Linked DNA regions of Homo sapiens: region 1 is linked to region 2. Evidence: read pairs that join two places in POLR2A ChIA-PET (ENCODE). Cell type or tissue: endothelial cell of umbilical vein. All regions are shown on one strand. Each heading gives the region's core, and the rest is flanking DNA. Links, peaks and the distances in the headings are about the cores only.

Region 1 (15,130 bases), core at 7,944-10,443, 110 kb before region 2:
TTTCTGTCATCAAGGTTCAATGTAGGAAGCTTCTAGGAGAGACAATAACAATTGGGAGGAAGAAATCCAAGAGCATTGAAATAGACATGAGCTACACAAGGATACTAAAGTCCTGGTATTGACTCTTTTTTACCAGCAATATTTCTAGAAGAAAATAGCCCCCTCCATAGAAGTCTCTACAGAACACGTGGACAGCACTTAGTGATGAAGCCTGGGTTGGCAGCCCACATTGCCTGATGTTTGTATTGAAACCCTTCCCTGGCAGAGCCTGGTGCCCAGTGGTGCCGACTGGGCTGGCTCAGTGCTGAGAGACAGCTTCAGGGATGGACAGTTGCACTCTCAGGAGGTTGTATGCATAATCTCAGTTTGCAATTCTATTTTGTGAGAACAAAAGGGAAACAGTGGGCACTGGCTTGGCTGCTTTTCCAGATGCTTTTGACCAGGCAGGGGATGTAAAAAAGAAAATCTAGCTTGAAAAATGCAACAAAGAGAGAGAAATATTGTCTATTTTCCCATTATGTTTAGCTAGGATGTGGTCTACTGATTATTTTAAGAAAACTATTAACCGAGCTTTACTGTTTTCCTGTTGTATGCTAGCAGCTTCATGTAGTCTGAGAGTCTCAGGCTGGCTGTTAGAAGCCTTAGGTTTTCATCTCCAGTCACCACCATCTTGGCACTTGATTTCTCAGAGCTTCAGTGTGTCTATCTATAATGTCATTTTTAATTCCTGTCCTTCTCTACCTCAAACGGATGCTGTGAGGACAAATGAGATGGCTCAATATTACCTCCTTCCCTGTCCATCTGGCTCTCTGATTTGCAAGGACCACATCAAGTTCTGGACTAGAAAACAATAGAGTTGTGCCAGGAATGAAGGGAGGCAGAATGGAGCCAGGCGGAAGCCCAAAGGGACACAGAGGCAGAGATCCAAGGCCAGAATTGGAACATTGGATTAGCCACAATTTCACATATTAACATTATGCCCAGTTCCCAAAAATACACATTTATGTGGTTATATGAACATCTTTGAGTCATTCAGGATTTGGTTGTATTATCATTATTTGAACCCTCAAGTGCAAAAATATGAGGACTATATACTGAGATTTTCTTCCTTTTTCAATGGAGTATTCTTAACTTGTGTGGGCCAGGCCTTGAGCCCCTTTTTTGGTCAAAAGTCCTCAAAGGGAGTTAACTGGTCATTTTAATTCATTTGGGTCCAACTGAGGTGATTTTATAGCCCCTCCTGGCTTTGAAAGATCCAACAGACTTTCAGCCTCCAGGCAACAGAGGAGTGAGCCCTGGAAAGGGTCTAAATGATGCAGGCCCTCCTCCCTGTACGTCAGCTCCTTCTCTCCCCTTCTTTCCAATCAAACTAATCCCCTCACAATTTCCCAGAGGCTTCTCCATCATGGACACCCACAGGAAACAAATAAAAGGAACAGGACAGGGTGCAATTCTGCTCTTTGTCAGTGCTAATTGTGAGCCAGTTATCTGATCTGCTGTGACTTGCTCTTTCTGGAAAGGTGTGCATAATTTGGCAATAGAATTCCAAGATTCTCATTTATTGTAAATTGTGCCTTTGCCGATTGCTTTTGTCAGGGCTCCCCATTTCACCTCATGTCTCTGCTCTCCACTTTTGCAAATGCACTGATCTGTGAAAATGAATTAAACAGATTAAAAAGCAGCTTTTCTTATTCATTGGAATAAAAACAGCAAAGGCAGACATGGTACATCCTTGTACGTAACTCCAAGAAAAAAAAAACTACTTCACACAAGAGGGTGGCCTGGCTCTCTGGGGAGAAAACAAACCCACAAAATGCTCTGTGACTCAAGTTAAGCCTCTCCTATAATCTACAGTGAAGTTCTACTTAATGACAACCCACAATATAATCCAATTATTAGGCTTTCAGCAAACCAATACCATAATGACATCATATATTCTTAAAGTTGATCTTTATACAAAGCTGTTCCTCTTTTTAAAGAGAGAGAAACATTTATGATGTTAAATAACTCTCATCTTATAGACAGCTCAAGTTCACAAATTTGTAGAGCCAAAGCACCCGAAAGAAGAAAGCATATGCAGGTGTGTATTATCTGCAGTATGAGAAGGTTCTAGGTGCTGCTTTGACCCCACCTCGCGGACTAGGGCCAAGCTAAAAGCAACCTGCATAGTAAGGCTGGACTATAAGTGCCCCCAAAGCATCATCTTGGTACATCCTAGGGCAGAGTTGGGTCCCTATTATTTTAAGACAAGTGATACAATGGAAGGTTCCTGGAACTACCACACTGCACTGCTCCAAGGAGCACCAATAGCAAGGTAGTCCTCATGTTTGGTGACCTCTGGAGGTGGGAAGTGCACTGTGTGTGCAAACTAAATTGGTGGCCTTGAATCCCTTTATTAAAGAGGAAACACTTTGGTTTTTCTGTTTATTTGCTTAATGTTGTTTATTTGAGTAGAGGAAGGGCAAGAGGGAACAAAGAGAACACAGGAAGCACCTCTGTAGAGGTGCAGTAGACTACCCACAACGCCACCCGAGAGCTCTAGTTCTTAGTTCAAAACGAAGTTAGCAAGGTTTTTCTTTTCTTTCTTTTTTTTCTTTTTTGGAGACGGAGTCTCACTCTGTCACCCAGGCTGGAGTGCAGTGGCACGCGATCCCGGCTCGCTGCAACCTCCGTCTCCTGAGTTCAAGCAATTCTCCTGCCTCAGCCTCCTGAGTAGCTGGGATTACAGGCACTCGCCACCATGCCCAGCTAATTTTGTATTTTTAGTGGACACGAGGTTTCACCATGTTGGCCAGGCTGGTTTCAAACTCCCGCCCTCAGTTAATCTGCCCGCCTCAGCTTCCCAAAGTGCTGGGATTACAGGCATGAGCCACCGCGCCCGGCCAGGTTTTTTCATCTGTGTGTTGAATTCTCCTACAATCTGCTCCCAGGTTTGTCATGAGGAATAAGTGAGACAAAGCACAAAAACTTCATGGGTGTCTACCTAGAGAATAGTAAGTGCTCATGAAAGAGTAGTTACTGTCATGGTGATTACTAGTATTACTTTCTTAAATAGGCTTGGCTGAATAGAAAATGAACCCACCAGCCTCATCGGAAGCAAATCAGAGTTTCCCTTTTGCAAACAGGTAAGAGGGGAGATGAAGCAAGTCTTATCATAAGCAGCAACTGTCATTTATTTATTTATTTATTTATTTATTCATTTATTTTATTGTTTTAAAGTAATGTAAGTTTTATACATATATTTTATGATTTTTCTCCTTTCTTAATTGTAAGAGATTTGAATTTAATAAGGGAAAGAAGTTTACAGTGTCTCCTGCCTTTCCCATGTGATTCAGATTAAATGTTTGTTTTTTGTTGTTTTTTAACAGCTCATGTCTACAACCTGAGGAGTTTGTTTCTTGTTTTTTAATTTTCATTTCAAAAGGTTTTTGGGGAACAGGTGGTGTTTGGTTACATGAATAATTTCTTTAGTGGTGATTTCTGAGACTTTTGTGCAGCCATCACCCAAGCAGTGTACACTGTACCCACTGTATAATCTTTTATCCCTCATCCCCTTCCCACCCTTTTCCCTGAGTCCCCAAAGTCCATTATATCATTCTTATGCCTCTGCATCCTCATAGCTTAGCTCCCACTTAAGGGTGAGAACATACAATGTTTGGTTTTCCATTCCTGAATTATTTCACTTAGAATAATGGTCTCCAATTCCATCTAGGTTGCTGCAAATGCCATTATTTCATTCCTTTTTATGGCTGAGTAGTATTCTATTGTGTGTGTGTGTGTGTGTGTATGTATGTGTGTGTGTGTATATATATCACTTTTTTTTTTTTTTTTTGAGATGAAGTCTCGCTCTGTCACCCAGGCTGGAGTGCAGTGGCGCAATCTCGGCTCACTGCAAGCTCTGCCTCCTGGATTCAAGCAATTCTCCTGCTTCAGCCTCCTCAGTAGCTGGGATTACAGGTGCACACCACCACGCTTGGCTAATTTTTGTATTTTTAGCAGAGATGAGGTTTCACCATGTTGGTCAGGCTGTTCTCGAACTCCTGACCTCGTGATCTGCCCGCCTTGGCCTCCCAAAGTGCTGAGATTACAGGCGTGAGCCACCGCACCTGGCCATCACATTTTCTTTATCCACTCATTGATTGGCGGACATTTGGGCTGGTTCCACATTTTTGCAATTATGAATATAAGCAGCAACTTTTCAAGGAACCACCACAGTACTCTCAGACATAATGGCACAGAAACATTACTCCTTTGCTTTCATCACCATTTTAGACTTTTCACAGCATGCTTATATTGCTCTGCTGTGTTTCTCATTTTGGGTGGGACAAATTATCATTGGGTGGGACAAATTATCATTGGGTGAGACCATCTCATGCACTGTAGGACATTTAGCACCCCTAGCCCCCCCCCCCCCCACTCATAACAGTACTAATACCAATAGTACCAGAAATATGACTGGTATTACTGGGAGTGGCCAGGGGTGTTACATGTCATTAAGCTCAGTTACTGGAACAACCCAAATAACACCTTACACGTCTCCAATTGCTGTCTGGAAATAGAACTGCGCCACTTCAGACTTTTTGGTAAAGAAAGTATCACTATGTCCACTTCACAACTGGGGAAACTGAGGCATAAAGAGTGCCTGACCAAGTTAATTAGAGACCCAGACAGTAAAAACAAGTAGTAAATGACCTATGTATGTCACAAACGGTGATTAGCAAGTGGGGTGGGGCAGGGACGTTACTCTGAAGGCTTTTCTAAGTACACAGACACTCCCGTAGACACTCACTCCAGTGAAAAATCACTGTCATAATGAGTTATCATTAATGATGGGAGTGTGTTATACTCCTTAGGGTTTGAAGACGTGAAAATGATCACAAGTGCTAAAAAGTATGCAGAGTTTCTTTCCATTTACCTGGCTGTTACACCGGAAAATAAAAAGGAGAGGAAGAAGGCATAGGGATGGAGAAATCACAACTCTAAAACACCTGAATCCCAATCCCTGAAGGCGGTCCAGTCCCTGACCTGACCCCACACCAACTCCATCCTCACAGTTTTAATACCTTGCACCTGTTAGCAATATTTCACAAAACGGCATGTGCATTAGCATCCATAGTATCCATAATTAGTAGTTCTTGTTAAATGAATTTAACATTGTGTGTCCTCTCTTTGTCTCATTCTGTCATGTGGTATGATAACATTTAGATGCCACCTTTTTTTTTTTCTTTTTTTCCCGAGATGGAGTCTTGCTCTTGTCACCCAGGTTGGAGTGCAGTGGCATGATCTTGGCTCACTGTAACCTCCACTTCCCAGGTTCAAGTGATTCTCCTGCCTCAGCCTCCTGAGTAGCTGGGATTACAGGCGTGCACCACCACGCACGGCTAATTTTTGTATTTTTAGTAGACACGGGGTTTCACCATGTTGCCCAAGCTGGTCTCGAACTCCTGACCTCGTGATCCGCCCACCTCAGCCTCCCAAAGTGTTGGGATTACAGGTGTGAGCCAACATGCCAGGCCCTAGATGCCACCTTTTTGTTGCAAGTTATATTCCTCTGTTTTGTTGAAGTCAGTGAGAAAATATATTTCTCCATATTAAAATGTATTATCCTGCCAACTCTTCAGGAACATGTCTATTTTGAATAGGGAGAGGGACTGGTGTTCACTTGTCTCCTTCAACTTTGTGTGAAAAGGAGTAAACAGGAGGGTGCAGTGGCTGGACAGAGAGGACAGTTGGTTCCATCCAGTGGCTTTATTTTGAGCCTCTGAATAAATTTCCTAGCTTGAAAAGAGACTGTGGCTTCTGCTGTGCAATAAGCTCAGACTTTCTTTTTTGGAAGTCTTCAGAGCTGAAAGCCAAGTTTGACCTTAAATGCTCCGAGCCTTGACTCTTTCCGGTGTACTTTGTAACTCAAGTATAAAAGAACACCTGAGTTCTTGCTAAAGGAAATAGAGGCTTCTGAATTCCTTTGTGTGCCACAGAGGGTTCAACTTCCATGCGGGCTCTTCTAACACTTGGCTAACTTTTTCTATCTTTCTCCCCCCGCTAGCTGTCCTTTTCATTGCTTAGGAAAAGAATTTCAAAAGTATCCAGAATTAGAGCTGTAATGCATAGGATCATGGAAAACATTTAGAATGAGTTCAGCAAATCCACAACACACACACGCGCGCGCGCGCGCGCACACACACACACAAAGACCATGGGGGCAGAGGAGCAGAGGAGGTGGTAACGTCTGCATTTAATTCTGAAACAGCAACACAAAGTTTTAAAATCACATGCTTGGCTTTTAAGTCAAGAAATATTTTTGGAACACCAGCCAGCCATGTGCCAACCACTGGGTGAGGTACTGAGGAAGGGAGTTGGAGGGGAAAAGGGAGATAAAAGGCAATTCCCACCAGTCCCTGGAATAGGTAGGTAACTTTGTCCTCCTGGTATGAGAAGGGCCAAGGACATCTCTCACACTCCCCCAGGATTCCAAGAGCTGCTGGCTAGCCAGAAGACGAGAAGTAGAAGAAAATTAAAAAAAAAAAAAACAGACAATAAGGGGTAATAGGAGGTCAGGGGAAGGAAAGCTTTCCTGATAGCCAAGACATCGGCTTTTCAGCAGTCCTTTAGGAGTTCCTGATATCTAATGATAGAGGGACCAAATAACGTTTTTAAAAACTGGGAACATGTACCACTTCATCACAGGAAATTCTATTTTGGAGGCATTCATTCATTCATTCACCAAATAGTTATGGGACACCTACCATGCCAGACACTGGAGAAACACAGATATGTCTGGCTGAGTCTGTACACTCAAGTTACTTACTGACTCTATAGATTATTGTTCACACTCTTCACTCCCTCCATATAGAAGGAATACACATCCATGCGCTTTACCAGATAACCTGGCAATAATACTGCATCAGAGTAAGTGGTGCACATTTCTCCACACCACTGATGTTGGGTCTGGGCACATGACTTGCTTAAGTCAACGGAATGTTAGTGCATTTGATGTGAACCAAGGCTTTCAGTGTGTTTGTAAAATTTGCCTTGGCCTCTTGTGCTTACCATTTCTAGAAGAATAAATTGCCCTAGAAAAAACATGAGTGAGGAATGAAGAAGCATGCAGAGGAGACTTACATTCAATTCTCAAGCTAGAGTCCAGCTGAGTCCAGTCTCGATCAGCCAAACCAGAGTAGGCTTGCAGAGCAAAAAGAGAAATGTTTGTGGTTGAAAGCCGCTAAGATTTCGGGGGCTGTTTGTTTTGTAGCTTTATTATACCAATAGTTTATTAATACATTGACCAACGGCATGACACAACAAACAATGAAGTATGAAAAATTTTTGCTAGTGCCTTTTAGGGTGATTAGTGTTTCTGATTCGCACAGGACAGTCTGTTTTCAAACTGAAAGTCCTGCATCTCAGAAAATCCAGTATGGTCAGTCATCTTAGCGCCTTCCCACCTCCAATTTCAGAATCCTTTTTGCCTGTTGGTGCTAGCCATAGCTCTGCTGTAGACATCTGAGGCCCTCATGCTGCGTCTAATTGTTTCTGCTCCTGTCCCAGACCCTCACCCACCATTTCCACAGCTCCTCACTTACCTCTGCCCCATGAACAATTTGTCCAGCGTCAGACCCATGTATTTTCTGTCTCTCTTCAAAACTTGCCTATCTCCAGTAGTTACTAATTGCTGATAAAATTTATTTACCACAAGTTGTTAATGGTGATATAGTATTCCAAAAGATGTTTCTATTAAAACAAAACAAAACAAAAGTCTCCTGGAGTGGCAGTGCCTTAACCCAGGGCAGCAGACTCGGGTGCTGCTACTCTCCCCAACCTGAATCCATGGCAGAACGTCAGTAATCAAGTACGACACTGTTCCCATTAAGCCCAGATGCAGATTCAAAATCCTGCTCAACACAATGCTTTTGGTAACTGCTTCAAACATATTAGAGTTGGAACATAAAATGAATCCCATATGTCAAATGTGACTTAGGCCAGAAAAAAAAATGGTGGGAATCTAACCTCTTTTTTTTTTTTTTTTTTGAGACAGAGTTTCCACTTTTGTTGCCCAGGCTGGAGTGCAATGGTGTGATCTTGGCTCACCACAACCTCTGCCTCCCGGGTTCAAGTGATTCTATTGTCTCAGCCTCCCAAATAGCTGGAATTACAGGCATGCGCCACCCTGCCTGGCTGATTTTGTATTTTTAGTAGAGACAGGGTTTCTTCATGTTGGTGAGGCTGGTCTCGATCTCCCCGCCTCAGGTGATCCGCCCACCTCGGCCTATCCAGGATGCTGGGATTACAGGCATGAGCCATCACGCTGGGCCCTAACCTGACTCTATGTCTGAAGGCAGGTGGAAGCATGGGACGAACAGTACATTGAGAATCAGGCAACCAGGAATCCATTTCTGTGACTGATCAAGTTACCAAAATTTTCCTGGCCTCGGCTTCCTCATTTGTAAAAAAAGAATTTCATTAATTCCATGGCCTCTGGGCTAAGAATTTCTCTCTGTAATGTTAAGACTTTAAAGAAAAAAATAATTTATCTGGTATCTTCCAATTCTACAGGACTGTGTTTCTATGAACCCATACTAAAGGGTTTCCTTTAGACAGGAAAGAGCAAAAATAGCTATGCTGACAGGATCAAATGAGGCCACGAATTTAAAAATATTTTGCTAGTTGTAATGTGTTCTAGAAAAGAGAAGGGAAATGATTTTATGGTTATTATTTGTCATGATCATCTCATCTTCTAACCTCTTCCTTACTGTAGTCACAGGGCAACTGGATCTCTGTTCAGGGTAGGGGTGGCAAGAGCTCATGATGAGGATTTTCCTGTTGTCCCATTAAACAAACAAGGCTGGGTCCAGTGGCTTATGCCTGTAATCCCAACATTTTGGGAGGCTGAGGCGGGCAGGTCACCTGAGGTCAGGAATTCGAGACCAGTCTGGCCAATATGGTGAAAGCCCATCTCTAATAAAAATACAAAAAAATTACCCAGTCATGGTGGCAGACTCCTGTAGTCCCAGCTACTATGGAGGCTGCGGTGGGAGGATTGCTTGAACCCAGGAGGTAAAGGTTGCAGTGAGCAAAGATGGCGCCACTGCACTCCAGCCTAGGCAACGAGAAAGAACAACTCCGTCTCAGAAAAAGACCAAGCAAACAGGAGAAAATTTAGGAAGTCTAATCACCACACTAGAGTGTTGGTACCAGAAAATAAGTTTAAATTTAAGAAGGATGTAGGAGCTTGGCAAATACCTTAAGCCCTTTAAACATCCACTTATGTATCCCCAAATTGTAGAAACACTTACATCTCATTTTTAAGAAGGCCCAGCTGAATAAAGAGAATAATTAACTATGTTATTATGGGGATTCTCTACAACTTACCTAAAACATTTAATCTAATGCCTGCCACATTATGAGTAGTATACAACTGGCAATGGCCATGAATGTTATTAAAGTGGTGACTTCATCAATTGTCTTGTAAACCATCTGAAGAAAGGCCTAGCATAAGGGGGACGACATCCATGGTCTAGAAAAGGGCAGCCAAAGGGGCTGACCCAGGCCTCCAGGCACTGGGGAGTCGGGTGCCCAGGGTAGAAGGGGCGGCCATTTGGCTTTCCCTGCCTGGATCAGTACCAGTGAATCCATCTCACCCACCAAATGGATTGTTGTTGCTTTTGCTCCCTTGCAGGGATGCTTTGCCCAGGGTAACAGGGATTTGGCTTGGTTAGTACAGCTGCTCCTGGTGAGAGTTTGTAGGTGTCCAGCTCGCAACCACACTGACTCTGAGGGCACTGACAACTTTGGAGTTTAGACTTGCCACTTCCATGTAATTGGTCCTACACCAGGGTGGTGCCTGCACCAGGACGGTGCTACCACCTCCATGCAGCAAGCAGGCATCCCTCAGGAGAGGGCTGTAAGATTTCATTTACATGACAGTCTAGAAAAAGCAAAACTATAGGCACAAGAAATAGGCCAGTGTTGCCAGAGGCTGACATCGGAGAAGGGGATGGACTGCAAAGGGGCATGAGAGGACTTATGGGGGTGATAGAAATTGTTATAGGCTCAATTTTGTCCGCCCCTGCAACCCCACCTCAATTCATGTGTTGAAGCCCTAACCCCCAGTAGTTCAGAATGGGACTGTATTTGGAGATAGGATCTTTAAAGAGATAATTGAGTTAAAATGAGGTCTGTAGGTGGGCCTAACACAATCTGACTGGTATCCTTATGAGAGGAGGAAACCTGGACAGAGAGACACCATATATGTGCACACACAGAGGAAAGACTAAGTGAAGACACAGCCAAGAAGGGAGGCCACAGGAGAAACCGAGCCTGCCTGCAACTTAATCTTGGACACTCCAGCCTCCAGAACTGTGAGAAAATAAATTTCTGTAGTCTAAGCCACACCGTTTGGGGTACTTTGTTATGGCAGCCCTAGCAAACTAATACAGGAAAATCCTATACTTTGATTATGATCAATTATGAAATCAATTGTTTACCTTTGTCAAAGCTAAAAATTGTAGGCCTACAGAGGGTGACTTTCACCATATATAAACTATTCGTCATTAAACCTGACTTTTAAAAAGTGCTATCAGTCTTTTATTATTATTATTATTATTTTTTGAGACAGAGTCTTACTCTGTTGCCCAGGCTGAAGTGCAGTGGCCTGATCTTGGTTCACGCCAACCTCTGCCTCCTGGGTTCAAGTGATTCTATTGCTTCAGCCTCCTGAGTAGCTGGGACTACAGGCGTGCACCCCCACACCAGGCTAATTTTTGTATTTTTAGTAGAGTCAGGGTTTCACCATGTTGACCAGGCTGGTTTCGAACTCCTGGCCTCAGGTGATCTGCCTGTCTTCCAAAGTGCTGTGCCTAGAGGTATGAGCCACCACATTCAGCTTACCAGTCATATTTTTAAAGTTTGGCATCATAGTAAATAATAATGATAGCAATAACAATATCTCTGTGAAGAATTTTCTGAATATAATGGAAAATTCACAATTAAGTTAAATAATAAGCAAATATTATTCTTAAACTTTTATTTTGCTTAATTTTTCAAATGCAACAGTTTTACAAAGATGGTAATTATGATATAATGCAATCTCCATTGTAATGTTCTTCTGTATAAGTAATTTGTGTATGAGCATTTGCTGGCTTAAAAAAGATATAATCATCCTGAAAGCTATGTAGCTAAGGTACTCTCTATTAATATCAATATTAACTGTCAACCTGTAGTCTTATTTACTTGAAGTTTCTTAATTGTTTTGTTTATAAAATTAACTACATTCATAATCCCCATTCATAATTGCAATATTGTACTCTTGCAATAATAAACATACTTTTTTATGTATTTTAAATTTTAAATGGACAGAGAATTTCAATATATAAAGCATATTACATATAGAATGTTTTTACCTGTATTTTAATGTAATTATTCAGATGGGCATGCTTTGTTCCTCTTACTAATTTTTTATGCCAATTATGCATGATGATAAATAATACGATCAGGCTGTCATTGATCATCTCAGGTTCAGAGATACCATCAATAACGCAGAAGTGGGACATTTGTTTACTCAGCCTTTAAAGGCTATGGCCAAAACTAAAGCCAAATAGAGAGTTTGGCCAAATACTGTACAAAGATTGAAGCAAAATTTCAGTGCATTTCTATATGAAATGAATAGAAACAAAATGAATTGAACTACAGCATAAGTTAATGAGACTAAAGATAAACAGTGAATCTGTAAATGCAAGAGGACATACTTCATCATTTTTTTAGATGAGAAAAAGCACCGACATTATAAGTGTGTATTTCTCATTCTTTGAAACAGAAGTGTAAATACACATGCTCCAGGAATGATCACTGCTGTAATCCTAAACACCTAGTCTTCCAATACAAAAATTCAGCCTCCCATGTGTAACTGACCCTTGCCTTGACAGATTTCTGAAACTATAGTTCAGAAACTATTGCAACCAGAGTTGCTAGGGAGTAACTTTGCCCTTTCCTGCCTAGTGATTTCTTTGGGGGAACAACTCATAATTTACAAGATATTTTCAGCAAGGCAGCCCGGCCTGCAGGACTGGGACCCTTCCTGAGCCCACCTGTAACTTCATGACAAATGCTTTAATAATCTGCCTGTTTGCTGCTTCTCGCCCTTCAGTGCTTTGCTCTAAAGACATTTGTTTTTTAAATCTATCTGAGGAAAAAGCCCTGGATAATGCAGCTTTTTCCATGATTCTCTCCACGGCCTGCCCACAGGTCAGTATTCAAGATGCCAGTGCCTCAGAGCCTAATTATTAGATGACATATTTCCTCCCGAGGCGGCACAAGCTGTTTCTTCCTTTCATAAGGTAAAAATGTGTGGACTAATCCATAATCAAACAAGGAGGGAAAATCTCTACTTAGCATAAGCACAGTCCAGAACAAAAGTTCTAACACCAATTAGTAACAATATGAATTTAAATCAGAATAGCCAATTTGCCAGTATGAAAATCCCAACCAGGAAAATGTTTCTTCCTTTTCTACAATAACAGCCCCCTCATGTACAAATAGTAGAGTGCCAGAGAGTTAGAGATCCTCTATTGGTATTTTAAAATTCTTCTATGCATAGCCATTGTCTTCATTGCAGCAACCAACCAGGGTGTTGCTGGGCAGGAGAATGTGCAAAATTATCCCAGCAGGTCATCTAATAGTGAACATGACTATGATATGGGGGCTAGCTGGAACAGCCATAAAGCTAAGATAGTACTCAGTAGAAAGAGCAGGGGGATCGGCCAGGCATGGTGGCTCATGCCTGTAATCCCAGCACATTGGGAGCCCAAGGCAGGTGGATCACCTGAGTTCGGGGGTTTGAGACCACCAGCCTGGCCAACATAGTGAAACCCCGTCTCTACTAAAAATACCTAAATTAGCTGGGTGTGGTGGTGTGCATCTCTGGTCCCAGCTACTCAGGAGGCTGAGGCAGGAGAATCGCTTGAACCCAGAAGGTGGAGGTTGCAGTGAGCCGAGATTGCACCATTGCACTCCAAACTGGGTGAGAAGAGCGAAACTCTGTCTCCAAAAAAATGAAAGAAAGAAAGAGAAGGAAAGAAAGAAAGAAAGAAAGAAAGAAAGAAAGAAAGAAAGAAGAGAGAGAAGAGAAAGAAGAGAAGAGAAGAGAAGGATTCATGAAGTTCTAGTCCACCTCTTCCTCAACACAGCTGTGAGGCAAGGAGCAAGTCATTTGCCCTTTCTGAGCCTCAGTTTCCTCATTGTAAAATGGCAAAAGTAATATGTGAAATGTCTTGGGAATTAAAGTGCCACTCAAATGTAGGAGATGATTAGTAACAGAATCATAGGACAGTTTTCCATTGAGCCCAAAGGTACGAGCAGCACAGTCCCTACCTAATTTGGTGCTATGGTGCAGCTATGGCTAAGAGTCGATGCAAATGGAACCCTCATGGGTGTTACCAACTGTATCCTCGCAAGAGTAGTTTTCGTCTCCCTGCACCTTAGGCCTTCAGAAATGAGTTTTTCCAAATATTGTTTGAAATCACAGAAAGAATTCACAACCAGAGTATATATACCTGCTTCTTTGAATAAGTGCTTCTTCTCTTACAAGCACTGAATCTAAGATCTGAGGCTAAAGATGGGTGAAACTCTTCCTCATACTCTCTAGGGATAAAGTAGTGGCATTCTTCATGTAAAATGGACTCTCTCCATTGGCCCCATGTAGTATAATGTTCAGATTTACAAATTTGTATTTTATTCCCTCCAATGAATGCATAGCAATATATAATACAGATAGATCCAGTTAAAGACACTTTCAGACCCTGAGTGACTGAGTTTAAAAAGTCAAACACAGAAATTAGACAAATGATATATGTGAAGTAAAGAGAATTTGGAAGCATTGATCAACAAAGAGGATATATTAAATATAGAGATGAAGAAAAGTAACTTGAACTGAATGAAAGAACAATGAAAATGTTACACAACATTTTAAAAGAGGCACCAATGACAAACATTGGTTGAGTAAATAATTATCTTAGGGAAAAAGTCAGGAGAGCACCTTAATTAAATTACTTAATTTAATTAAAGAGTTTCATTAACTTATTAAAACCTTCAAAAATCCATGGGTTTCCTCTAACAAAGCCTGCTGAAGCCCACTGTGGGCGGGATGCTGTGCTCTCAGTGGAAGGGTAATGCCAGAGAAGAAGATGGAGGAGAACTGGGTTTGAGCCCCAGTGTTATCCTTTGCTGCAGGACTTTAAGCAAGGTGCTCAGCTTCTCTGGGTCTGGTTTCTACAACTGCAAGATGTGTGATTAGACTAGATTAAAAGTAGCAAACTGGAGATCAAAAGGCTGCTCTCCAAATGAACCATAACAAAAACATTTTGGAAACTACATAAAAATCAAGACTGCTGGATTTTCCTGAAAAGTTAGAGTAGCCCCTCACTTTGGTTAGCCTTACTGTACGCAATAATAGGCTGGAGCTGATTGTCTTTCTGCCAGGGGAAAGTATAGTTCCCTAGTGGTATGTGGAGTCAGCAAATGTCTGCTTACACAATTACACTTTGCCCTGCTTCACTCACTTAAATTACCTGCCCGGGCCTGGGAGCATTTACATTTGTACCACTGAATAGCTGTTCTCCATCATCCCATTTGGTCTTCAGACTCCATAATCCTTTAAAGCTCTGCACCTGGAATGAAAAATCCAGCACAGTGAATTCTCGTCTTACTCTCTAATTTCAATCATCCCACCAGTTGGAGAAAAGCACTTAGAGATTTGGATCTAGAAACTGAAACGTATGTACTGATGGTCTGAAAACTCTTTAAAAAATAAACTAACCACCTTCCACCCCTCACGTGTCACTGTGGTATTTACTTTAGCTTCCTGTTCATCCGCTTTGCTTCCTGTCCAAGTTGATTTCTGCTTTACAGTCAAATGTACAAAGACTTTCCATAGTAATCAATTTCAAAGCATAACATTAATCTTTTTCACTTGAACCAAACACTTCAGAAACCTAAAATGCTAACTTAATGAGAATAATACCTGGATGCCAAAGATGGAACCCTTGAAGCTTTTTAAACAACTAAAGGATTTCCTGCAAACACTAAATCTTGTCTCTTACCCCTTTTTAAACCACTTCCATAAAAGGAAATATATTCT
Region 2 (15,130 bases), core at 6,363-8,862:
GCTTCAAAACTTTCTGCCCATGTGGCATTTCTCCTTCAGAGGCATGGTCTAAAGGCCTAGACATTTAATGTTTCCCACTTAAGAAATTGTGCCAATTTCATGTGACATGATATGGAAGATTGTAAGATAGAAGAAAACACTGAACACCTGACAAATTTTTTAGCTAATAGTACTCACCCAGCAGAAATATGGATCTCGTGAAGGTAAAGCAAGTACATCTCTGGGGTGACACTGCATAACAATCAGAAATTTCCACTGGCAGGAGACTATGCACTTTCACAAGCCAGAAAGCTGGAAGGTTTTATTAATTATCTCCAAGCAGGCATGAGTGTGAAGCTGAAATGAACTGTGGAGCAAAGGAGAATTTTCATCCAATTCCTTCATTCTATAGTTAAGTGGGAGAGCATGTGTACTGTTCACAGTCATGCGGTTGGCAAGTAGCAGAGTTGGGACATGAATGCAAACTGTTGTGGTCATTTCATCCAGAGTTCTTACTAAAATGCCATGCTGTTCATGCTTTTTTAACCCATAACACAAAAATATGCAGGAAATGAACATGCAACTCTGGGGCAATTCCCAGATTCGGAGTCATCTGAGCATCCTCCCGACATCGGTGGGTTCAGAGATGAAAACCGCCAAATCCCAAGATGTCTCAACAGAAGGCCTGGCAGGGCTTACATTCTGCCTGCAGGTAAAGCATCCTGGCCGGGATCCAATTCGATTGGTCATTTTGTATCTTACTAGCAGTTAAATATTTTTAGTATCTCCCCTGATTTTTGGGAGAACCTGAAGGTACCAGAGCATCCTGAATTTATACACAGCATCCACTCCAATTGTATGTGTAGGAATCAACATTCCTAGCTTGTTAAGGGCAAATTATTCAGGAAATATGGAGAAAATGTTAACATTACTCTGAAGAAAGAAACAGAGCCACCCCCTTATAGCTGCCTTAATTTTTTTTTTTTTTTGCCATAGCTATACATTCTCGTCACCCAAGCACACGAAATCTGGCAAAGGTAGCCCTTTTAATGTTTGCTTTATGATCTCAAGTAACTATCAAAACCACTATTGGAAACCATTAAAAGGGCATGTTCTTTCCATCCCGTACAGCACGCCATTCTGGCACCTTGTTTACTGCACTAACTGGAGGTATAAAAGAACAGACCACTGGCTTATTCCACACCTGATATAGAATTCCATTATTGTAGACCAGTTATTCAATTGAAAAAAAATCATCTAATCTGCCAGCCTATTGATGAAATCATGAACTCCTGCTGCTCTGTAATAAATATTGCATGTGTCAATTGGATTATAAGAGAGCCTGGAACTTTGCCCCTTGGCATCTGGCATAGCCCATCAGACTTAAGTTTCCCTATCTCACTTTGCTGTAGCAAAACTGTAGTGTTGAAACCTAAGGGCTGAAAGTTTTTAATTAGCCTTTAAGAATACACCCACAATACTGGCAAATGCCTCTCGTAGCAGGGGCCTTTAGAGATGATGTCACATTTTGCGTGGTGAAAAATTGGTCTCTGCTGTGACAGTTAGATAATTTTTTTAATGGATATTACATAAGTTTAGCAATTTATGACTTTTATCATGTCTTAAGCTTTGAACACAAAGATCGCTTTTTCTTATTGCTTGGGGTTTCATTGCTATTTTTTAATAACATGTTATTAGTGATTTTTAGTTGATGAATAAATGTAATGTCTTCTTGGTATAATGTGTGAGTGAGCTGGAAATGACCTGTCCCTTCTGATCAGCCACCATGTGGCCTTGGAAGAGGTTGGATGACCCTGCTCAAGGCGGAAACATGTAACTTCCCTAAAAGATAGCCTAGGTTTTTATACCAGAGCATTCTCTGATACTAAAGTTATAAATGTTTCTCACTCATTTCAATCAGCAAATTCTATTTCGAAACTTACTCCATTTGTGAGTTTGCCTGCTAAAAGATATAATGACACTTCAGATTCTTAATCTGTCTTCTATTTAAATCAGTAGCATTGTATCTTTTTTTCCATATAACTATCAAAGCAATCCTTAAGAGACTGTTCCAGGAAAAGACTATCTAAAATTCATTTTAGAAAGGCTAAATGTTGGATCTCAATGCTCCCTGTATGATTTGGGAATTTGGGGCATCATTGCTAACTGTCTGAGCAGAACACTGCACAACTTATGTGGGTTATTTTCTAGCTGAATATTGGCCTAACTTCACCAAGCAATTCAGTTCTACAGACCCGATTCAGACCCAAAGAGTAACCTAAATAGATTCCCTAAGTAAGAAAAAAGAAGAAAAAGAAAGCAAGAAAACCTGGTCAGTTTAACATCTCTTAAAGGAAATGTTAATGTTCTCTAGTAAAAGAAGATCTATAATGTGTTAAAGAAAATTTTTAAAAAGTTGAGTGATGTCAATGCAAAGCAATGGGGGTGTGGCATATTGGCAGGAGAGCTCAATTAAGAGTCCAGTGGTCTGGTCTCAGCCCTTCCATTAACTAGCTCCGGATGCTGGGCAATTACTTCCCTTTCTGAGGCTCAATTTTCTCATCTGTAAAATGATGGAGCTGGCCTTGGATCCCTAAGGTCCTATTCAGTGCCAACACATTTGAGGCTGTGAGTCTATAAAAGATTTGAGATGGCTAAAATAGGAGGAGGAGGCAGATGGTATATTGGGCTCAAGAGCTGTGACCAGGAAGAGCTCTGACTACTTCTTAAGAGTGATATGAACCAAGAAGTAGAAAAAGAAATGCAACTTTGTATTTATAATGGAAGATACATGGTACTATACTTTTGTCAAATCCATAGAATAAATACCAAAGGTGAACCCTAATGTAAACTATAAACTTTGATTAATAATGTGTTATCTATTTTCTTTTTCTTTTACTTTTTCTTTTTTTTTTGAGTTGGAGTCTCATCCTATTGCCCAGGCTGGAGTGCAGTGGTGCGATCTCAGCTCACTGCAACCTCCACCTCCCAGGCTCAAGCAACTCTCCTGCTTCAGCCTCTTGAGTAGCTAGGATGCCACCATGCCCAGCTAATATTAGTATTTTTAGTTGAGACGGGATTTTGCTATGTTAGACATGCTGGTCTCGAACTCCTGAAGATATTTTCTTTTCTTTTCTTTTCTTTTTTTTTTTTTTTTTTTTTGAGACAGAGTCTCGCTCTGTCGCCCAGGCTGGAGTGCAGTGGTGCCATCCTGGCTCACTGCAACCTTACAACCTCCGCCCCCAGGTTCAAGCGATTCTCCTGCGTCAGCCTCCCAAGTAGCTGGGATTACAGGAACGCACTACCACGCCCAGCTAATTTTTGTATTTTTAGTAGAGACAGAGTTTCCCCATGTTGGCCAAGTGTTGGCCAAGCTGGTCTGGAACTCCTGACCTCAAGTGATCCACCTATGTTGGCCTCCCAAAGTGTTGGGATTACAGGCATGAGCCACTGCACCTGGCCACTATTCCTTTTATACAACATATCAATAAGATTCTGGGGAGGGGGCAGGAAAGTTATGATAAAGGTATGATACGAGATGTTATCTTAAAGATATTAAAGATGCATTAATATATTAATAAAAATAATAACAAAAGAGTAAAACTAATAATAAGACTAAATTAAGCTTCCAACCTTAGATAGCTTCTTGTTGAGATTCACTCAACAAATTTGATTTCTGGAAGTCTAGGGACCCAGGTAAGTGCAAGAAAAGGTGTTTCTTTTAGTCATCATTTAAGCAATCAGTAAGCAGTAGGCTCTCAGCCCTTCAGAGTCATGAGCAAGACAAACATAAAGCCTCCTCTCATGAAGCTTACAGTTCAGTCTAGTGGGCAATAAGGACATTTTATAGTTTGCATTTATGGAAGTATTCTATGTGCCGGGCTCTGTGTGAATTTTTCTGGAGTATTTTTTATTTAGTTCTTGCTACAACTCTACAGGTATATACTTTCATTACTTTATTTTATATGTAGGGAAAGTGAGACACAGAAAACTGAAACAAATTACCCAACATCACAAAGCAAATAAGAGACACAGCCAAGACTCAAATGTGTGCCATATGATCCCGGAGCCTCTTGGCTGCTTCTTTGACACTAATAAGTCTTTAATAATAATTAGTAAAAATTAAAATAATAAGCACATGGCCAGGTGCAGTGGCTCACGTCTGTGATCCCAGCACTTTGGGAGGCAGAGGCAGGTGGATCACCTGAGGTCAGGAGTTCCAGATCAGCCTGGCCAACATGACGAAACCCAGTCTTTACTAAAAATACAAAAAATTAGCCGGGCTTGATGGGGGGCGCCTGTAGTCCCCACTACTCAGGAGGCTAAGCCAGGAGAATGGCGTGAACCCGGGAGGCGGAGATTGCAGTGAGCCGAGATCGCATGACTGCACTATAGCCTAGGTGACAGAGCGAGACTGTGTCTCAGGTAATAATAATAATAATAATAATAATAATAAGCACGGCAGAGGGAAGTCACCTGGCCCAGAGAGTAAGGGAAGGCCTCCTTGAGGAAGGGACCGGAAGAGGAGCAGAAGTTAAGCTGGCACAAAAGGGTGAAAAGCCCGAGGTGAGAAAGCTGCTCTAGGTTATTAGCAAATAATTACATTTTAATTTATTCACAAAAGCCATTGTACTGTTACCACACACATATGCCTAAAACAGCATTAAGTAAAGGTCCTCATATCCATTATCACGTACATATGCAAAAAATAGCTTTAAGTGCACAGTTTTTAAAAATTATTTTAGAAATTGCAATGGAGTACAAAATTATCTTTTTATGTAAATCCAAGATTAGACGATTATTTCTATCTAGGCTGTGCTACAAAGATATTCTCCCAGAATCATTTCTGGATGGCAGTTCCAGAAACCTGGAGATTCTGGTAATTAGACCTTTGCTTCCAAATGACAGGAGTTGGGGAGCCAGGGAGATGGAGTTTTTGAGGTGCCCAGTTCAGTATAGCGAGAATCCGAGTCCTCCTACAAGTGAACAACAAGAAACCACCACCTGCCTCTAATCTCCTCCTCAACCACTAGCTGGGTGCTCGCTAAGGGAGGGCAGGTAGGATTCTCAGTCCTGGGTTAAGGAGGAGTCCTAGAAATCAGGATGGAGACATTCTTGGTCACAGTGGAGCAAAGGAAGCAGGTGAGGTGGTTGGCCTGGGCCACTGCTCACGAGGGGAGCAGCCTGCCGCTGGCTATGACTGATGGGAAGCATGGATGTGCCTGGGCACACGTGGCTGTGCTGAGCCTGAATCAGATAAGCCTGGGTGTTTTTCTGTGTGAAAGGACAAAAATGGTACTCGACTTGTGTCAGGGCTAATATTTAAAACTACATCTAGAACCAGTTCAAACACACATTTTACAATTCTGAGTGCAGGACTGTTTTTATGCATTGAGCTCTTTCTTCCAGAAACTATCCTCCTATTCCTCAAAGAGAGGGAAAAGGTCATGTCCATAATTCTAGCCTTAGGTTTCTTTTTTTTTTTTTGAGACAGAGTCTCACTCTATCACCAGGCTGAAGTGCAGTGGCACCATCTCTGTTCACTATAACTTCCACCTTCTGGGTTCAAGTGATTCTCCTGCCTCAGCCTCCCGAGCAGCTGGGATTACAGGTGTGCACCACCACACCCAGCTAATTTTTGTATTTTTAGTAGAGACGGGATTTCACCATGTTGGCCAGGATGGTCTTGATCTCTTGACCTCATGATCTGCCCGCCTCAGCCTCCCAAAGTGCTGAGATTACAGGCGTGAGCCACCGCGCTCAGTCTAGGTTTCTTTTTTAAAAGTTTAAATGACTGTCTTAGCCCAAGCATTCCTAGAACACTTTGGAAGTTATTCGTAAGTCGTGACTTCCATTTGCAAGGATGAGTCTAGCAGGGACACATATAGCCTCAAGTAACAACACTACAATACCCAAGGACTCTACCCACACTTTCCACTGACCTACCCTAGAGAAATAATTTGAGGTTGGAATACCTACCTGGGGGTGGAAGGGACAGGATCTTCTATCTATTGAAGCCTGCTTTGAAACATATACTATTGAACCCTCACATCCGCCCCATCTCTCAGAGCCCCCATTTTACAAAAAAATAACACCATGGCTCAGCGGGCCTCCATCTTGACATGATTCCCTGTTGCTAAGTAATTTTAATACGTGTGCATTAAAGCAGGCTGAGAGCATCAAGGAATTTCACCAGCTCTTTCATGTGCTCAGCACAAATTGGTAGATGCTTCTAACGAAGTTAACGGGAGCAATGCAGATGCCTATACGGGAGCCCACCCTCCCTGGGGCAGCACAGGCTGCTGACTATATTGTGAAATATTTGAGTATACCAAGGCCTCTGGGAGACCCCATAAGTCCAACTTTCAAGGTACAGATGTTCCTCTACTTACTATGGGGTTCCATCCTGATAAACCCATCCTAAGTCGAAAATATTGTGAAGTTGAACCATTGTGAGCCTGGGACTGTCTGTAGTAACATTTGTGTCTCCTTCACCACTGAGCAATCAGACTTGAAATTAGGAGGAGTGGCCAGGTGTGGTGGCTCAGGCCTGTAATCCCTGCACTTTGGGAGGCCGAAGCAGGTGGATTGCCTGAACTCAGGAGTTCAAGACCAGCCTGGGCAACATGGTGAAACCCAGTCTCTACTAAAATACAAAAATTAGCCAGGCATGATAGTGCATGCCCATAGTCCCAGCTACCCGGGAGGCTGAGGCATGAGAATTGCTTGAACCTGGGAGGCGAAAGTTGCAGTGAGCAAAGATTGTACCACTGCACTCCAGTCTGGGCAACAGAGCAAGACTCTGTCTCACAAAAAAAAAAAAAAAAAAAAAGACATTAGGAGGAGTGAAAGGTGGTGGTGCCTAGATGTGACAGGATAGCCAAGGAAGTTAGTGAAGAGGCATCGGGGGCACATGGCAAGGGTGAAGAGGATAGATCCAGATGGGACTGAGATTACCCTTCGGCAATGAGGCAAGTTGGGGAGAAGGTTGATGGAGTAAAGATGGGAAAACATCTGTGAATGCAGGGCTCTGCCTCTCCCAAAGGAAACTGCAGAGCAGATGATAATTGACCTGTTAATTAATAATGAGAAAATTTACTTATTTGTTTCACTTCCCAAAGATAAATAAATCAATAAATGGCCCAACAAACCCTAAGGAGCTGAACTTGGCCTCATGTTCCCCTTTGTCCCTAGATCCAGCCTTTTATATCCTTTTTCACCAACTTTAGTATTTCAGTTATTAAAATCTAACACAAATAAACCTAGCTCATGAAAACTAAAAGTTTAAGCAGCAATGAATCTTAATTTGGACTACTTTTTTAAGGGTATTTATATGCGACATTTGCCTTATTACAACGTTTTATTTCTTTCCAGTGAAGAAAGCAGCTTTTTTTTTCCTTTAAGAAGAAATTCACACTCATTCCGAAGGCTGTGCCTATTTCTTATCTCCTTGAGCCTGAGTGCAGTGCAAACAATAGAAATCAGCCTGAGAACACGTGACTCCCTCTTCAATGGGGTCATAAATATGTTACAAGTAAATGCTGAAATAATGACTTTCTTTGGACGTCTTTTTTAATTAGAGCTGAAAGAGTTTAGAAAAAATAGTAACCACCTGGCAAGCCAGCTCCTCTTTGAAAGCTGAATTAAAATCAAATGAGAGAAATAATTAGGACAGCTGGAAATAATAAAAACAATAGATACCAGGCATGTCTTTGACAAAACACAACAAACCAGAGAGACATTACAATGCAAAATCTTAATTGTGTCATGGCTCACTAAGTCTCTCTCTTCCCCCCCGCCGCTTCAGTCCTTGATCACAATGGAGGGGGTGGTGGGGAACCACTGTATTACAAGATGTAAAGCCAAAAAGCAGTAACACTCTTATAACCTGAATGAGCATGACAATAAACAGAGGTAGTTGTTGCTGTGCGTAAATAGATACAATGCCACAATTTGACTGAATTATTGTTTCTCCTTTTTTGTTTCTTGTATAGGGTGCTAATTCTTACTTCTTGCAAACTGTGGATTAATACCTATCTTTGGATGTATGTGTCAAGTCTTAAATTTGGCTTTTCAAATATGAGGTTTATCTGGATTCTGTTGTCCATATTCAGAATTACTCCTGAGTAATTGCTGGCCTGAAAAAAAAAAAAAAAAAAAAAAAAACACACAAAAAAACGCACCCGAGATGAATTATGCCACTCCTCCAGAATGCAGATGCTTCTTTAGTCACTGCTGTTCTAAATAACATCTTTTTTTTTTTCTATTTTACAGGGTAGGAAAAGGCTATATGCCAAAGTGCTAACAGTGGTTTGCTTTGGGAAATGGGGTTACTGGTGATTTTTCATTGTGCTTATGGTTTTTTTCTGCATTTACTAAATTCCTCATCATTTAAAGCCAAACATAGTTTCATGTAAATTCTTCAATCCTATAAATGCATTTAAGAGGGGGGAAATGGCCCAGAAACATATGAATGACATTTAGCAATGGGAATGGAACACAGAGGAACGACGTTCACCGACTTTGCAACTACATTAAAGTGCAAATCGCTTGCCCTGTAACTCAACTGGAAGGTAGGCAAAGGTCCCAGAGTAAATCAGGACCCTTACTGACAGCATGGAGTGGAGCAGATAGCTCAGTGTGGATCTGGAAATCAGGTTATCTAGGTATTCAGTGAATGACATCCTACATGGTGGTGTGAAAGCCACTTAATCTCCTCAGTCTCCTTGCCATCAGACTATCTTCCTTTCCACAGGCAAAGCTTCCGTTTAAAGTTAATGGAAACTGAGAGAATTGGGACACTCTGCCTTTACTTTTTCTCTCTGTCAAACAAAGATAAAGGTTTTATTCAAACTTTTTTATCTGAAGAGGAGCACCACCTGAATGAAATGTGGTCATGATCAGAAATCTTAAGAATTAGGAAATTTCCAGACACTCACATAAATGATACAGTGCCCTGAAGAATGAGGGGGGAAATGATTCTGTACAAAAACACAGCTATATAAGCACTCTTCCTTGAAATAAAAAGGGTTTCCACATATATGCATTTATATAAGTAGTGTTAACCGAAGATTAAAAAGTAAAAGAAATTTTAAATTAAAGATTTCACTTCATCAAAATGATTCCGGTTTTTACATCTCAGGACATTGGCAAATGCAATTTCTTTACATTTGAATGGTTATGGATAGTTCAACTTTTTTTCTGGAGGTTTAGTTTGGATCTGACCCCTGTTTTTAAAAGTCTTGCTCCAGCATGTTTAATAATTGGGTTTAATCTCCCCATATCCATCCAATTTGAAAGGCATAAGAAGAAAGATTACTAATTTTTTGCCCAATCCTGCAATTAACTAACAAAAATTAATTAGTATTCTTAAATAAGTTATTAAATATCTATGAACCACATAGTGGTACTCAACACATATTTGTCTAATGAATGAATGATCAAATACGGCTCAGTTTTTTTCATCTTGTCACTAGATGACTTACTCTAACCTTCTATGACCTATGTGTCCCTCCTTATAAACTACAGCAACAGTTCCCACACACAAGTCAGCCTACAAGCATCAGCCCGTGATGAAATTTTTAACAGTTTGCATGGAGTGAGAGGAAGTAAATAAGGACAATATAGTTGATTTGTCATAAGGCTAAATCTATTTAATTTAGAGAACTATTCTGTAGTCTGTATGTCCTTTGCATTTCTTTGGAAATACTTTTTTTGTTGTTTTATGAAATGATAAAAAAAGATAGTAATTGTGAAGGGCTTAAGATATTTTACTTGGCAAAATATAAAATCCACAACCTATGTCAGTCCCTGATTTTTTCTAATTCTATTACTCCAAGAGCTCTCAAGGTCTGGGAACTACTGACTTAGAGAATGTGCATTACTTTAGGTACAAGAAAAAAGGAGATTTCTCTTTTCCCCACCCCCAGATTTGTATCCCCTAGAATTGAGACAGACTGTCTATTGTCTATTAGCTCCTCTGCATTGAGCTTCAAACTTTTCCATCCCCCACCCTTGTCCTCCTAAATGCAAAGAGGTAGCCAGATAACCACTTTCATTCTACATACTCACCATGTATTATTGGGTGAAATAATTTCCCAAATGCAATTTTATTGACTGTCTCTCTTGCAGTTCCTTCTAGAAAACTGCCATGTAACCAGTTTTAGGATGGACATATAAGCAAAAGCCAGCCAATTTGCTTTCTAAACACTGACCAGTAAGATCCTCTTTCTTCAAATCTGAGCAAACAGGACATAAAGATAGGCTGTAGTGGGTACTGAGCCCAAAGGCTATGATGCAAAGCTGGGGCCTATAGTGTCCTGCAAGACGGGCAAGCAGGGAGAGTAGGTCAAGAAAGGCACCAGAGAGAACTTAAAGAAACAAACTCCACAGAGACAGTGAAAATAGCCTCATTTCTGATTTCTAGTTCCCAGTTCCAGTTGGATTCTTTGAGTTTACTTAACCCCATCCTCCACCAACTGCCTTTCTGAACTTGAGCTAGTGGATTTCTATTCCTTGTCATTTAAAAAAAAAATGTCCTTTGGGAGGCCCAGGCAGGCAGATCACAAGGTCAGGAGATCGAGACCATCCTGGCTAACACGGTGAAACCTCATCTCTACTAAAAATACAAAACATTAGCCAGGCGTCGTGGGAGGCGCCTGTAGTCCCAGCTACTCAGGAGGCTGAGGCAGGAGAATGGCATGAACCCGGGAGGCAGAGTTTGCAGTGAGCGAGATCACACCACTGCACTCCAGCCTGGGCGACAAAAAAAAAATTGTCTCAGCCAGGCATGGTGGCCCATGCCTGTAATCCCAGTACTTTGGGAGGCCGAGGCAGGCAGATCACCTGACGTCAGGAGTTCAAGACCAGCCTGGCCAACATAGTGAAACCCCGTCTCTACTAAAAATACAAAAATTAGCTGGGCGTGGTGGGCAGGCGCCTGTAGTCCCAGCTACTCAAGAGGCTGAGGCAGGAGAATCGCTTGAACCCAGGAGGCAAAGGTTGCAGTGAGCCGAGATCGCACCACTGCACTCCAGCCTGAGCGACAGAGTGAGACTCCGTAAAAAAAAAAATTGTCTCAAATTGAAAACATGGACTAACATTCGTGTATTTGAAGAAAAAGAGATTTAACACTGTTTTTTATCTAAGATTGTTTTTACTAGACAATTTCTCTTATTTCTGCAATACCAAAAATATGCAACCATCAATCAGATTTCTTTCTTATATTCCCTTTAAACATTGTGAAAAAATGTTTTTCAGGCATAAGGAAAAGCCCAGCTCTCAGCCCGTCTCTTCATCCTGCCCCTGCCCATCCCCACCGTCACCATAGTGTAGGTTTGATCTTGTGTCCATCCCCAGCCCAGCCCCCTGCACAGATTGCATAATCTGCTTGCTAAGGCATAGCTCAGAACTTCAGAGTCCCAAAGAGAGCACATCAGTGACCCCACTGGGTAGAAGCCCCTGTCATTGTCATTTTCCCATTGAGATACAATCCAGAGAAGTGAAGGGATGATTTAATATCCCACAGGGAACAAGCAAGGGAAATCGCATTTTATTTAACCTTCAACCAGCCTAAAAGGTAAAATATTATCCTAAAAGGTAAAATGTACAAACACACTCAACCTCACAAGGCTTGCCTATGCTTTACCAAAGATCACACATCCAGTAAGGGCTGAGGCCTGACTTTGAGTGAAACTTATTAAACTCTAAAGTCTATACTCATTTAATAATACATCCTTCTGCCTCCAAGTTTTTCGTGGTCAAACCACATTTAAACCCAGATCACATGACTCCTGATGACTAAACAAGGGTTCTCTCCAGTCATTATTCTGGTGTTCTCCAGGAACAGCTCAAAGAAAAAGGTGTGGAGATGTAGCATTGGGTAGAAGATGAAAAGGAAGGCAGCTGAGAGCCACCTTGTTACTTCAGCCCTCTCTCCTCTTTTTCTTTAACATTTCATCAAACAAGGGCATGATTTATAAGCCATCTCCAGGTTGTGGCCCTGAGTCACTGTCCCTACCCAGTCCAACCCTGGGGGAGGCAGTCTCTAAGATACCCACCAATGACCCCCACCTGCAGGATTCATACCCTCGTGTTATACGCTCCCTCGCTGTACCAGGGTTGGTCTGGATAACCAACCCCATATAACAGCACTTCTGACAGTGGGTTAGTAAAAGTGTGCAACTTCCGACTTGGGTATTCTTTCTTTCTGTTTCTGTCTTGAATCACTCACTCTGGGGAAAGCCAGCTGTCATATCATGAAGACGCTTAGGCCACTTCAGAGAGGCACACACGGTGAGTGAGGAACTAAAGTCTCCAGCCAACAGCAAGCAAGGAACTAAAACCTGTCAGCAACCATGTGAGTGAGTTAGAAAACGATCATTCCCCAGCTGAGTGTTCATGTGAGACTGCAGCCCTGTCAAACAGCTTCACTGCAACCTCATGGAGACCTTAAGCCAGAACAACCCAGCTAAAATACTCCCAGGCCCCTGAGCCACAGAAAAAGATATCTGTGGCCTTAAGCTGCTAAGTTTGGATGTATTTTGTTACATAAAAATGGACAACAAATTCAAGTCCTGGGAAGTTCCTCCAAATACTAAACATTTCTCCTGCCTAGGCTTTCTCAGGTTATTCCTGTTGAAGTAAGTAGAGTTATTTTCCTTTGTCTCCATAAACAAATCATTGGTGTTAATCCACTGACTCCCCTCCCTGACTGGGGAATAAGCTCTGTAGCTGCTTCACAAATATTTCATTTGAAATATGCATATGGTTCTAGATGATAAAATCTTCAGAAAGCCACTACTGTCTGCTTCCTTTGCTTTGTCATTTTTATAGTCCCTTTAGTTTTCTGAATCTTTCCCTCACAATAAGTCGGTCAATAGAAACCACAGAATTTTAAGGAAGAGTTTGACTCCGCTCCTGGGCAGAATATTTAAATCATAGGTTGTTGTTTGTTTTCAGGTCAACCAGTACAATTATGCAACATAAATTCTTTTAAAGCATCTGGGACTTCAGTTCAATTTAAGATCCTGTGGGTTTTATTACCAGAATGAATGATTATAAAATACATGCATGCAAATGAAGAGATAAAAAAATTAAAGGGCATATGAAATTTAATGGATGCTACTTGTAATTCCATGCCAAATTGTTGCAAAAGACAGTGGCTAGGCCACCATGTGAAAATGTGGTTTATGGTATTTATAACTTGAGAATGCGATTTTAATAGTCTATTGCCATGGATATATATTATAAAACAGAGTAGAGAATTAAGTTTCTGGTATTAACATGTGGGGGAGGGGGAAGTTTTTACCTAAGTCTGTCATTGGTTTTATTGCCAAAATAGCTTGTTTTGACTAAGGTGATTCACTCCAACAGCACACCACAGTAAAAACTTTGTGAAAAATGGAGATTCTTTATTTTTGAGTGTTTTTATTCTAAGAGCTCATTTGGGACTAATCTAATTCAGTCAATATTTATTAACTGCCAAAAATGTGAAAGCTAATACATTCGAGGATCTGGGGGCTGGGAGTGGAGGGAGTTAAAATTGAAGCTAACAATCTCTACTCTTGAGAGAATCCCAATCTAGGGAAAGCGGTGGGCAGATGTGTGTGTAAAGAATCTGAACGTGGGTTGAGTAAATTATTGGAGGAGTCAAATAACAGGCTCCCACCTCTGGATTGCTCTCCTCTAATCCAGCATCCACACGGCTGCCGAGTTTTACCCAAAAGAAAGAATCCAAGTGTGTTGTCTTTCTCCATAAAGTTCTCCATTGCTTATAAAATACAGTCCAGACTCCTTAGCACCAGCTCTTCAACATTTGGCCTAAAACTACTTTTTCCTATTCAGATAACACTCTAAAGATGAATGCTTAAAGAAAAAGTTTGTTGGGAGGCCGAGGCGGATGGATCACCTGAGGTTGGGAGTTGGAGACCAGCCTGACCAACATGGAGAAACCCTGTCTCTACTAAAAATACAAAATTAGACAGGCGTGGTGGTGCATGCCTGTAATCCCAGCTACTCGGGAGGCTGAGGCAGGAGAACTGCTTGAACCCGGGAGGTGGAGGTTGCGGTGAGCCAAGATCGTGCCATTGCACTCCAGCCTGGGCAACAAGACCGAAACTCTGTCTCAAAAAAAAAAAGAAAGAAAAAACTTGACTCAACTTGAAAAGACTAAGGATTCCAGTACAGTTCTTCAAATAATATATGAACGTCCACTGTTCCTACAGGACTCATCTCTTTCTAATTTTTGCTTCCAACCAGGACAAACCCCTAAAGAAGAAGGAAGTCATGAGGCAACCAAGAAGTTGCTGGGACATTTTCTTGCAGGGACTGGTACAAAGGAAGGAAATAAAAGGGTGTGTTATTATGAAAGAAATTAACTAATATTAGCATCTCCTTTTCCTAACCCTTCCCATTACAGTCCCAGACCCCCAAAGAGGAGAGTGTCGTGCTTCTAAATATCTCAGGTCTTTGTATACTTCACCCAGAAAGAGAAATTTCTCTGGAATCGCCCGTGAATAGAGAAGGGTTGGTGAGATTTGGAGATAGAGAAAACTGTCTTATTCATTAGGCTGAAACAGAGAGATCAAGCATAGTGGAGACAAAAGTTGAGGAGCTTTAGGATGGGAAGGCTTTTGTTTGGATTTGAGTTTTCTTAGTGGATGGAAAGATCCCCCATGATAATAGACACAGCTTCCTCTTCCATGCTTCACTCCCAATACCACAGGATTCCTGTAGAAGGGGACACTGACAGCACAACAGGTGGTGAGGTCCACAGCAGTCAACAGGAAGCAAATGTCTGCCTGAACTCCCAGTGTCACCAGGCAACCAGCCTCAACACCAGCACCAAGTAGAAAGTGCAGAGTAATGACAGGAGGCAGCACCATGGCCTGGAAACGGGCATCTCCATTGTGCCCTGTGAGTACCAAACAAACCCGATTTCTTATATAATCCCCAAAAAAACGACTAATCAGAGATTGAGCTTTCTACCAGTCACATTCATGTGGGCTCAGAGCAAGTTATATTTGATTTAGAGAGACAAAGGAATGCACCCTCGATCATATTCTAAAACCTTTACTAAACATAGTTCAGAAGCTGTTTCCAGATAAGAATGCTCAACCCACTGGGTTTCTAGACTCCTAGAGACCCTTTC

Evidence for each region. ChIA-PET counts read pairs that join two places held together with the same protein. Peaks named below come from ENCODE experiments on the same cell type or tissue, not always from the same donor. Only the 100,000 strongest peaks of a DNase experiment are listed, where the experiment ranks them.
Region 1: POLR2A ChIA-PET joins it to region 2 with 5 read pairs; 3 of 35 experiments call an interaction of 5 or more read pairs at or near these places.

What each region holds. Positions count from the first base shown.
Region 1 is chr3:177,538,925-177,554,054 of GRCh38, reverse strand. It overlaps LINC00578 (long intergenic non-protein coding RNA 578), which reads right to left. Exons shown (of 4, transcript NR_047568.1): 2 at 14,562-14,660. Among named protein-coding and RNA genes, the nearest start is that of LINC00578, 100 kb to the right of the region's middle. In endothelial cell of umbilical vein, for the core only: no CTCF peak of the experiment used is centred there; no DNase peak of the experiment used is centred there.
Region 2 is chr3:177,424,377-177,439,506 of GRCh38, reverse strand. No RefSeq gene overlaps it. Among named protein-coding and RNA genes, the nearest start is that of LINC00578, 10 kb to the left of the region's middle. In endothelial cell of umbilical vein, for the core only: no CTCF peak of the experiment used is centred there; a DNase peak (open chromatin) is centred at 7,466.